Regions from separate parts of the Homo sapiens genome. Here region 2 is linked to region 1. Evidence: read pairs that join two places in POLR2A ChIA-PET (ENCODE). Cell type or tissue: OCI-LY7. All regions are shown on one strand. Each heading gives the region's core, and the rest is flanking DNA. Links, peaks and the distances in the headings are about the cores only. Region 1 overlaps ZC3H13 (zinc finger CCCH-type containing 13). Region 2 overlaps LCP1 (lymphocyte cytosolic protein 1).

The links. ChIA-PET counts read pairs that join two places held together with the same protein. Peaks named below come from ENCODE experiments on the same cell type or tissue, not always from the same donor. Only the 100,000 strongest peaks of a DNase experiment are listed, where the experiment ranks them.
Region 2: POLR2A ChIA-PET joins it to region 1 with 12 read pairs; 2 of 35 experiments call an interaction of 5 or more read pairs at or near these places.

What each region holds. Positions count from the first base shown.
Region 1 is chr13:46,002,597-46,006,997 of GRCh38, forward strand. It overlaps ZC3H13 (zinc finger CCCH-type containing 13), which reads right to left. Exons shown (of 19, transcript NM_001330564.2): 8 at 543-740. Among named protein-coding and RNA genes, the nearest start is that of ZC3H13, 48 kb to the right of the region's middle. In OCI-LY7, for the core only: no CTCF peak of the experiment used is centred there; no DNase peak of the experiment used is centred there.
Region 2 is chr13:46,174,636-46,179,036 of GRCh38, forward strand. The region is part of intron 1 of LCP1 (lymphocyte cytosolic protein 1); the gene reads right to left. Among named protein-coding and RNA genes, the nearest start is that of LCP1, 5.3 kb to the right of the region's middle. RefSeq lists an enhancer at 2,293-2,352. In OCI-LY7, for the core only: CTCF peaks have their summits at 1,803 and 2,208; a DNase peak (open chromatin) is centred at 2,386; H3K4me3 peaks cover 4,000 bases; H3K27ac peaks cover 4,000 bases.

The DNA of each region.
Region 1 (4,401 bases), core at 203-4,202:
AAGGAAATCCTGTCACATGCCACAGCAAGAAGGAACCCTGAGGACATTCTGCTAAGTGAAATAAGCCTGTCAAAAAAGACAAACACTGTATGATTCCACTTATATAAGGTATCTGAAGCAGTCAAATTCACAGAAACAAAACAGGATGATAGTTAACAGGAGCTGGGAAAAGGTGGAAAGGGGGAGTTATTTTTTGACAGATACAGAGTTTCAGATTTGCAAAATGAAAAAGTTCTGCAGAATTGTTTCACAAGTGTGAAAATACTTAACACTACCAAACTATAAACTTTAAAATGATGAAGATGGTACATTTTGTTTTTTTACCACAATAAAAAATTGAAAAATAAATTGTAAAAATTAAGGCTTACTGAATTATCCATGACTCATAATAATAATTATTATGGGAATTATTAAAATAAATATACACACTATTGTAAACAAAACTAAAAAACCCAATATGCTAATGCCCAACGGCTTCTGAAAAGTAAATATTCTATATTCTACAAAAGTTAATATTGTTAAAAACATACAATCCTACTTACCTTGGCTTGTCTCTCTTTTCTCTTTGTCGTTCAAAATCTCGTCCTCTGTCCTTTCCATCTCTTGTTTTTTCTTCTATCCTGTCTTTTACTTTATATTTTTCTTTGTATTTTTTCCCCAGAGCGATATCTTCTGGTATAGGAGGGGGTGGACTAGGAGTACGTGGTCCTTTCTTTTTACTTTGGTTGGTTTTTGAATTTCTGAAGGTAACAAAAAGCTATCATTAGAGGTTCAAATATGCCAAAAGGATATTTTTTAAAGCCTTCTTAAAAACAGCAGCGTTCCTTTACATTACTTGCCCTTTATTATTTTGTATACTACTAACCAATATCAAGAAGAAAAAAAAACTAACAGAAATGGCTGAAGAATTAATTTACTTGATACTTATTTTGTTAACACTGCTTATTATTATATAACTTTAAAGGGGCAGGTTTCTGAGAAAAGATAGAGGTGAAATAGGAAGACACTTTCAGAAAAGATGTTAATACAATGACTGTTTAAACTGTTTTTTTTTAAGACAGAAAAGTAGACAAAGAAAGTAAAAATCACCTATAATTCTACTACTCAAAGAGAACTATTTTTAACATCTTGAATATTTACATACTTTTGCCATATATCTTACTTTCTCTGTCTATTCATTTAAAACTGGGTATTCACATGCAAAAGAATGAAGCTGGACCTTTACATTGCACCAGATCAAAAATTAACTCAAAATAAAGACCTAAACATAAAAGCAAAAACTATAAAAATCCGAAAAGAAAATATAGAAGAAAAGCTTCATGACATTGGACTTGGCAATGATTTCTTGGCTATGACACCAAAGGCACAGGTAACAACAAAGCAAAAATAGACAAATGAGACTAAATCAAATTTTAAAACTTTTGCATGTCAAAGGACACAATCAACAAAGTGAAAAGGCAACTTATAGAATGCGAGAAAATATGTGCAAATCATATATATATATAGTCACAACTATTTTCTCTCATCATTGGAAATGGTAACTCTGTGTGTGTGTGTGTGTGTGTCACATACATTCATGGGATATCCTATTACAATATTTTGCAAAATTTTCAAATATTGAACATAGACATAGTGTGAGCATCTTTCTGTAACAAAAAGTAGATTTAGGTTGGGCATGGTGTAATCCCATCACTTTGGGAGGCAGAGGAGGGAGGGGTGGATCACTTGAGGTCAGGAGTTCGAGACCAGCCTGGCCAACATGGTGAAACCCTATCTCTACTAAAAATACAAAAATTAGCCAGGCATGGTGGTGGGTGCCTGTAATCCCAGCTACTCCAGAGGCTGAGGCAGGAGAATCACTTGAACCCGGAAGAAAGAGGTTGCAGTGAGCCAAGATTGCGCCACTGCACTCTAGTCTGGGTGACAGAGTAAGACTCTAACTCAAAATAAAATTTTTTTTAAAAAAGCAGATTTAGGTAATCATTTTTATTGACTGTATAGAATTTCCCTGAATAGATGCTCCAAAACTTTCTAAAACAATTTCATAGTTTTTCAGGTGGCTTCCAGGTTTTCATCATTATTCAAAAAACACAATTACATCATCTACAAATGAAATATCAACCACTGTCAGTATATATTCATCATAAATTTCTCAATCTTATTTAAGAAATTTTTACCAACTCTGAGGTCACAAAGATGGTCTCCTAAAATTTTGTAATTTTGCCTTTCACATTTGTCTTTAATCTACTTGTAATTGATTTTGGGGTACAAATTTTGTTCTTTAAGTGCCTCTTTTTGGCAATTTAAGTAATTTTAAGTAAATAGTATAACTTTGATCCCATACACATTCAAAACTGGCTGTCTTTGCCTCTTACTTTAACAATAGTTTAATTGAATATAGCATTTTCATGTCAAAATCCTTTTACCTCAGAGCTCTAGTTAAAATATTTTGTAACATTTAACGTTGCAGGTCAGAAGTCCAAAGAAAATCAAATTTTTTACTATTCAGGTAAGCTGGTTTTTCTGTTGGCATGCTTATGAACATTATCCCTTGAAAATTACTCACTGGAAAAAGATTTTCACTAAATCCAGGTATTTTCAAAAAATCTTTTCCAGCACTAAATGGACTGTTTCAATCTGAAACTTCAAACTTTTTACTCAATTTCTTCTATTTTCATTTCAAAACTTTTCCTTATGACCCAAGTCTCTGCAGTTCTCTTTATTACACAGTTACTGTATCTCTTGGATCTCTCCTCCATGTTAGATGTCTCTGTCATTTCCATTTTTCCTGCTTTTCCAGGATCTTAAATCTGTCTTTATATTCAGTAATTTTTAAAGTAGTACTCATTTTGCTAATTCTAAATTTGGCAATCTCGTTGTTCTGCTATTTTTTGATTTCTTCTTTTTTTTGGAGACAGTGTCTCGCTCTGTTGCCCAGGCTGGAGTGCAGTGGCACAATCATGGCTCACTGCAGCCTCGACCCCCAGGGCTCCAGTGATCCCCATGCCTCAGCCCTCTGAGTAGCTAGGAGTATAGGTGCATACCACCACAACTGGCTAAATTTCATATTTTTGTAGAGACAGGGTTTTATCACGTTATCCAGGCTGGTCTCAAACTCTTGGGCTCAAGTGATCTGTCCACCTCAGACCACTGCATCTGTCCTATTCTATGATTTTCCATTTGAACTCTTTTCTCTTTTAAAATATTGTTGTTCAGGCTGGGCGACGTGGCTCATACCTGTAATCCCAGCACTTTGAAAGGCCAAGGTGGGCGGATCGTGAGGCGGTCAGGAGTTCGAGACCAGCATGACCAACATGGTGAAACCCCGCCTCTACTAAAAATACAAAAATTAGCCAGGTGTGGTGGCGCACGCCTGTAATCCCAGCTACTCAGGAGGCTGAGGCAGAAGAACCGCTTGAACCCAGGAGGCAGATGTTGCAGTGAGCTGACTGCACACCAGCCTGGGTGACAGAGTGGGACTCTGTCCCAAAAAAAAAAAAAAAAGTTGTTCAACCTGGCACCAACCAGATCGATAAACTGGCTCATCTGATCTTGTAGCCCCCACCAAGGAACTGACTCAGCACAAGAAGACAGCTTCGACTCCCTCGGATTTCATCTCTGACTTGACCAGTCAGCACTCCTGGCTTACTGGCTTCCCCCAGTCTCCCTGCTGCCCCGCCACCAAGTTGTCCTCTAAAACTCTGATCCCCAAATGCTCAGGGAGATTGATTAATAAAACTCCAGTCTCCTGCAAAAATATAAAATAAAATAAAATAAAATAAAAATATAGTTGTTCACAGTTTTTTTCCCATAATCAACTGCTTTTGTCTTCTAAATACAATATCCTCACAAATTGCACTAAACTTATAAATGAATTTATAATTTAAGTTTGTTCCTGTTTACTGTATTAACGTTTCTGTGTAAGCCATCTGCTCAGAGTGTTCAGTCTGGTACTAGGTTTGCAAGTAACCCTTTTCATACATCTGGTGAGTTTTCACTATCTACTAATCTCACTATCTACTGATATTTATAAATGAAGACCTAAGCCTAAAATCCTAGAACTTATTTCCTATCATGCTGAATTCTCAGAATTCTCAAGTCCCAAGAGTTCTTAGCCATATATATATATGAGATAGTATCTACCTCAAAATTGCTGGCAATATTTTAAAAGCACTTGACTCATAGCATTGAGAAAATGTAGCTCTCTTAGTCCTCATCCCTATGTCTTATTATCACTCATAGCGTTAACCATGTAAACAAGTAGGAAATTACTAAAATATGACGACTAAATCTAGTTTTCATCCTTGTCTTCTGCCAACAACTATATTAGCCACATATCTCATTGCATATTCATGAGATGACTCAATCTTCTTATGCACCCTAACAGATATGTGATAAATA
Region 2 (4,401 bases), core at 250-4,249, 170 kb after region 1:
GAGTTCAAGACCAGCCTGGCCAATGTGGTGAAACCCTGTCTCTACTAAAAATACAAAAACATTAGCTGAGCGTGGTGGTGTGTGCCTGTAATCCCAGCTACTCAGGAGGCTGAGGCAGGAGAATCTCTTGAACCCAGTAGGCGGAAGTTGCAGTGAGCTAAGATTGTGCCTGGGCAACAAGAGCGAAAACTCCATCTTCAAAAAAAAAAAAAAAAAGAAAAAAGAAAGAAAATGTGGAATTACAAATAATCATTCAATAATCATGGAAACACAAAAAAGTATATAGACATATTATCAGGAAGCAACTAGTGGATCATGTTAGAAGATACAAAACAGTTTAAATAGACATGGATTATACTTTTAAGAAACTGCCAACATAAAATGAGAGAGAGGAAAGGTGTGAATCTTGACTCTGCCAGTTACTGGTTCTGTGACCCCAGACAAGTCACTTAACCCTCCCTGAACCTCAGCTTGGTCATCTGGAATAAGGATATAATTAATAACAACTTTACCTAGCTATGTATGAAAATAAAAGAGTAATTATCTTTCAAGCGTTTGGCATGATGCCTAGTAAATATTAGGGGCTCAGTAAGTCAGTGGTGACGCTGGGTGGAGTAGATATGCTCCATATCTACCTAGACGACAACATGGGAAAATGGAAGGGGAAAATAACCCACATCACACCTAGCGAGTAGATAGCACTTGCCTGATTTTATAGATGAGGAAACTGAACTTCAGAGGCTCCAGAGACTTGCTCAGCCTCCACATTTACCAAGAGCCCAGAATATAAATCCAAATCTGTCTCTACCTTTGCTCCCCTTTCTTTATACCACATTTGCCTCTTTTGTGCCTGGGAGCTGCAGACACTCAGCTTTAAAGAACTGGTACTGGAGATATGGTACTGGAGGAAGAACTGCGTGCAGTGAACAGTAGGGTGGGTACGGAGGGAGGAGAAAAACTGTGTGAACATCACCAGGTAGATGAAGTATCACAACTGTCATTCTCAGTGGTCACAGAAAAGAAACAGAATCCATGATATTTTGAGGAACAGTCCCAACATGAATGACAGCAAGAAAAGGAAAAAATCCAAAGTTTTCCAAGGTGCCTACCATATTCCATATTTTCAAAGGGAAACTTTAAAACTGTTTATAAAGCATTAGAAACAGTGGGGGAAGTTCAGTTCGCATTTTTAAGATGACAAAAGAGTGCTCAACAGTGCAAAACTACAGGCATGATCTTCTCTTTTTTCCTTACTCCCACTTTGCACCTATTACCTAGCTTTCTCTATAAAGAATTTATATCCCACTCTTCTTTGTTCAAGCTGGCCTTTCTGGTGAGGGTGATATGAGCAGATGATGTCAAGGAGGTACAAAGGATCTACTTTTTAAATGTTACACCTGAGATTACTAGAGGCTGGGAAGGGTAGGGGGAAGGTGGAGGATAGGAGAGATTTGTTTAGATACAAAATTATAGCTAGACAGGAGGAATAAGCTCTCATGTTCTATAGCACTATAGGATAACTATAGTTAACAGTACATAGTTTTAAAATGGCTAGAAGAGAGGCGATTGAATGTTTCCAGCACAAGAAATAAAAAATGTTTGAGATGATGGATATGCTGATTACCCTGATCTCATCACTAGACATTGTATGTATTGAAACATTACTAGGTACCCCATAAATACATACCGTTATATGTCAATTTAAAAATAAATAAAAACTGAAAAAACATTTTCAGGATGGAAGCTATATTGAATGCACACACATCTATTATAATCTCATGAATTATTATAAAAGGTTTTTATGGAAAAAAAGTTGCACCTGAGGTTAATAAAGATCCACTTCTAATTTTAAACTTTGCCTAAGGAATGCTGAATAGGGAAAATATGCAAATTTTATACAAATAACATTTGTGTATCCTTTTACTTCACACATTTGGATACATAGCTTGGATAAATTTTAGTGACTACTACCAGACTGAGGAAACAAAATGCAGGGTATTATTTAAATACAAGGTAATTGTTCCATTAATTCACTTCCCTCTAGAAAGTGCAACCAGAAAAAGAAGGAAAGCAAATTATCTGGGAGATTGCAATTCACATGCATAATTAATCTGCTTGCTGAATTTGGTGTCAGCTTTTCTGCTATGGAAAACATAATCTCTTTTTCACTTTAGCTTATCCAGTCAAGAAGGAGTGTGTGAGTGAGTGTGTGTGTGTGTTTCCGTGTATGTGTGTTTATTTGTGTGTGTGTGTGTGTGTGTGTGTGTGAGAGAGCGAGAGAGAGAGAGGGAGGGAGACCCTCCCTTCTGTCCATGTAACAGATGCTGAAATAAGAATCAATGCTGCAACCACAGAACTGTGGGTTTGCTAGTTCCCCAATTTAACATAGCTTTTCCTTCCGCCAGAAAGAACAACTGACCATCTTTGAGTAACAGGCTCCTTGTACTTGCAAGTGGGGCTGACACAGCCATGGCTCTGAAGTTGAGCAAAACTTACTTAAACCCAGTAAGTGGTTCACTTTTACCTCTCTTCTTCCACTAACATTTAAAGCAATGTTTCATTCTTTCTCAGTTTTTAGGACACTTATATTTGGCCATTACTATACAATCATAGATATGTGTACTTGGGTATAAAAAGTAGAATGTTTAATCTATTCATGTCTATCAGTCACAACAGACTAGAAAATGTGAATGCCACTTGACTAAAATTATTCTAAACTTTAAAGGCCGGGCGCGGTGGCTCACGCCTGTAATCCCAGCACTTTGGGAGGCCGAGGCAGGCAGATCACGAGGTCAGGAGATCGAGACCGTCCTGGCTAACAAGGTGAAACCCGTCTCTACTAAAAATACAAAAAATTAGCCGGGCGTGGTGGTGGGCGCCTGTAGTCCCAGCTACTCGGGAGGCTGAGGCAGGAGAATCGCTTGAACCCAGGAGGCGGAGGTTTCAGTAAGCCGAGATCACGCAACTGTACTCCAGCCTGGGTGAGCCAGGAGGCAGAGGTTTCAGTGAGCCGAGATCGCGCCACTGCACTCCAGCCTGGGCGACAGAGTGAAACTCTGTCTCAAAAAACAAACAAACAAACAAACAAAAGACTAAGAACCTTTTAAAGTTTTTGAGGGTGGAGATCATGTTTTGTGACCCATGCAGAGGCCTGTAATTGTTAACAACCAACTTCTACTCAGTCAAGTGTACAGAGGGGCTGACTACTGATGCTGTTGCTGCTGCTGCTGCTGCTGATGGTGATGATAATGATGATGATGATGATATGATGACACAGAATAATTTGTTTATAAAAGCACTTATCATATAGATGCATTTATTTGGGGAAGTATTATGATTATTTGAGCTCAACTTGAGGGCTTAGTTACAAATAAGCACCATGGTTTGCTACCTGTTTATTCCAGGAAGTTGCCTTGAAATTCAACAGTTAAGACAAAATTGATCCAATTGTAGAAAATTAAATAAAATACGTGAATGAATGAACTTGCCTTCAAATATGAAGAGGACACCAGACACTACCTCACAGGACTGTATGACAACTAAATGCTTTCATAGGGTTAAAGCACTTAGAAAAACACCTGATTCAATGTAAGTATTAACGTTATTATTAGGATGATTAATTGAAGCGCCTTCCACTCCCCCCCATCCCCCACCGATATCTTACAAGATGGAGCAGTTATGCAATTTCTGGGCAGACTGATGTAAGCATTGAAACTGACAAACCAAAACAACAGGAACAGTCAATAGTATAAGGCAGGAAGTTGGATCAGAAGGGAACTGAGGAAAGCAACAAGGAGATGCCATCTGGGGAACACCACGGCCACAGCAGCTATAGGGAGATATCCCTAGGAAACCAACATCTAATCAGGAGGTGACTTCCGAGAGCCTCAAAATGAAGACCCTGTAGAACATTAACACTTTTTTAAGGAGTGCGCTTCCATCTGGCAAAATAGGAACACTTGAAACTCTTCAAATCTGTGGACACTGATTAGTTTTATATTTTGATGTGTCCTAATTCTAATGTTTATTTCTGCAGTGTTCAGTATACAGATGAAATAGTATCATTTCATTTGATATCTGTAAGTTGGGAAACTAGCAGATAAAAAAACACTAGGAAGAAAATTAGATTAACTGAAATAATGTCACTCTACTATAAAATCTACTATTAGTAATAAAGTCCAAGCCTTTATAATCTTATTTTATAAGTGTTTGACTCTTCATAAGTATAACCTTATAAGCAGATTTCTTAATTTTATTTTACCTAAGCTGATTTTAAAAGTTGCTTGCCATCTCTCCTGTATACACAGAAGGGCCTGTACTCTTTAGGTAACAAGGAGAAGTTGACTTGAGAATTTTCTGAGAATAATCCAAAGTGACTAAGTAAAAGTTAACAACTGCCCT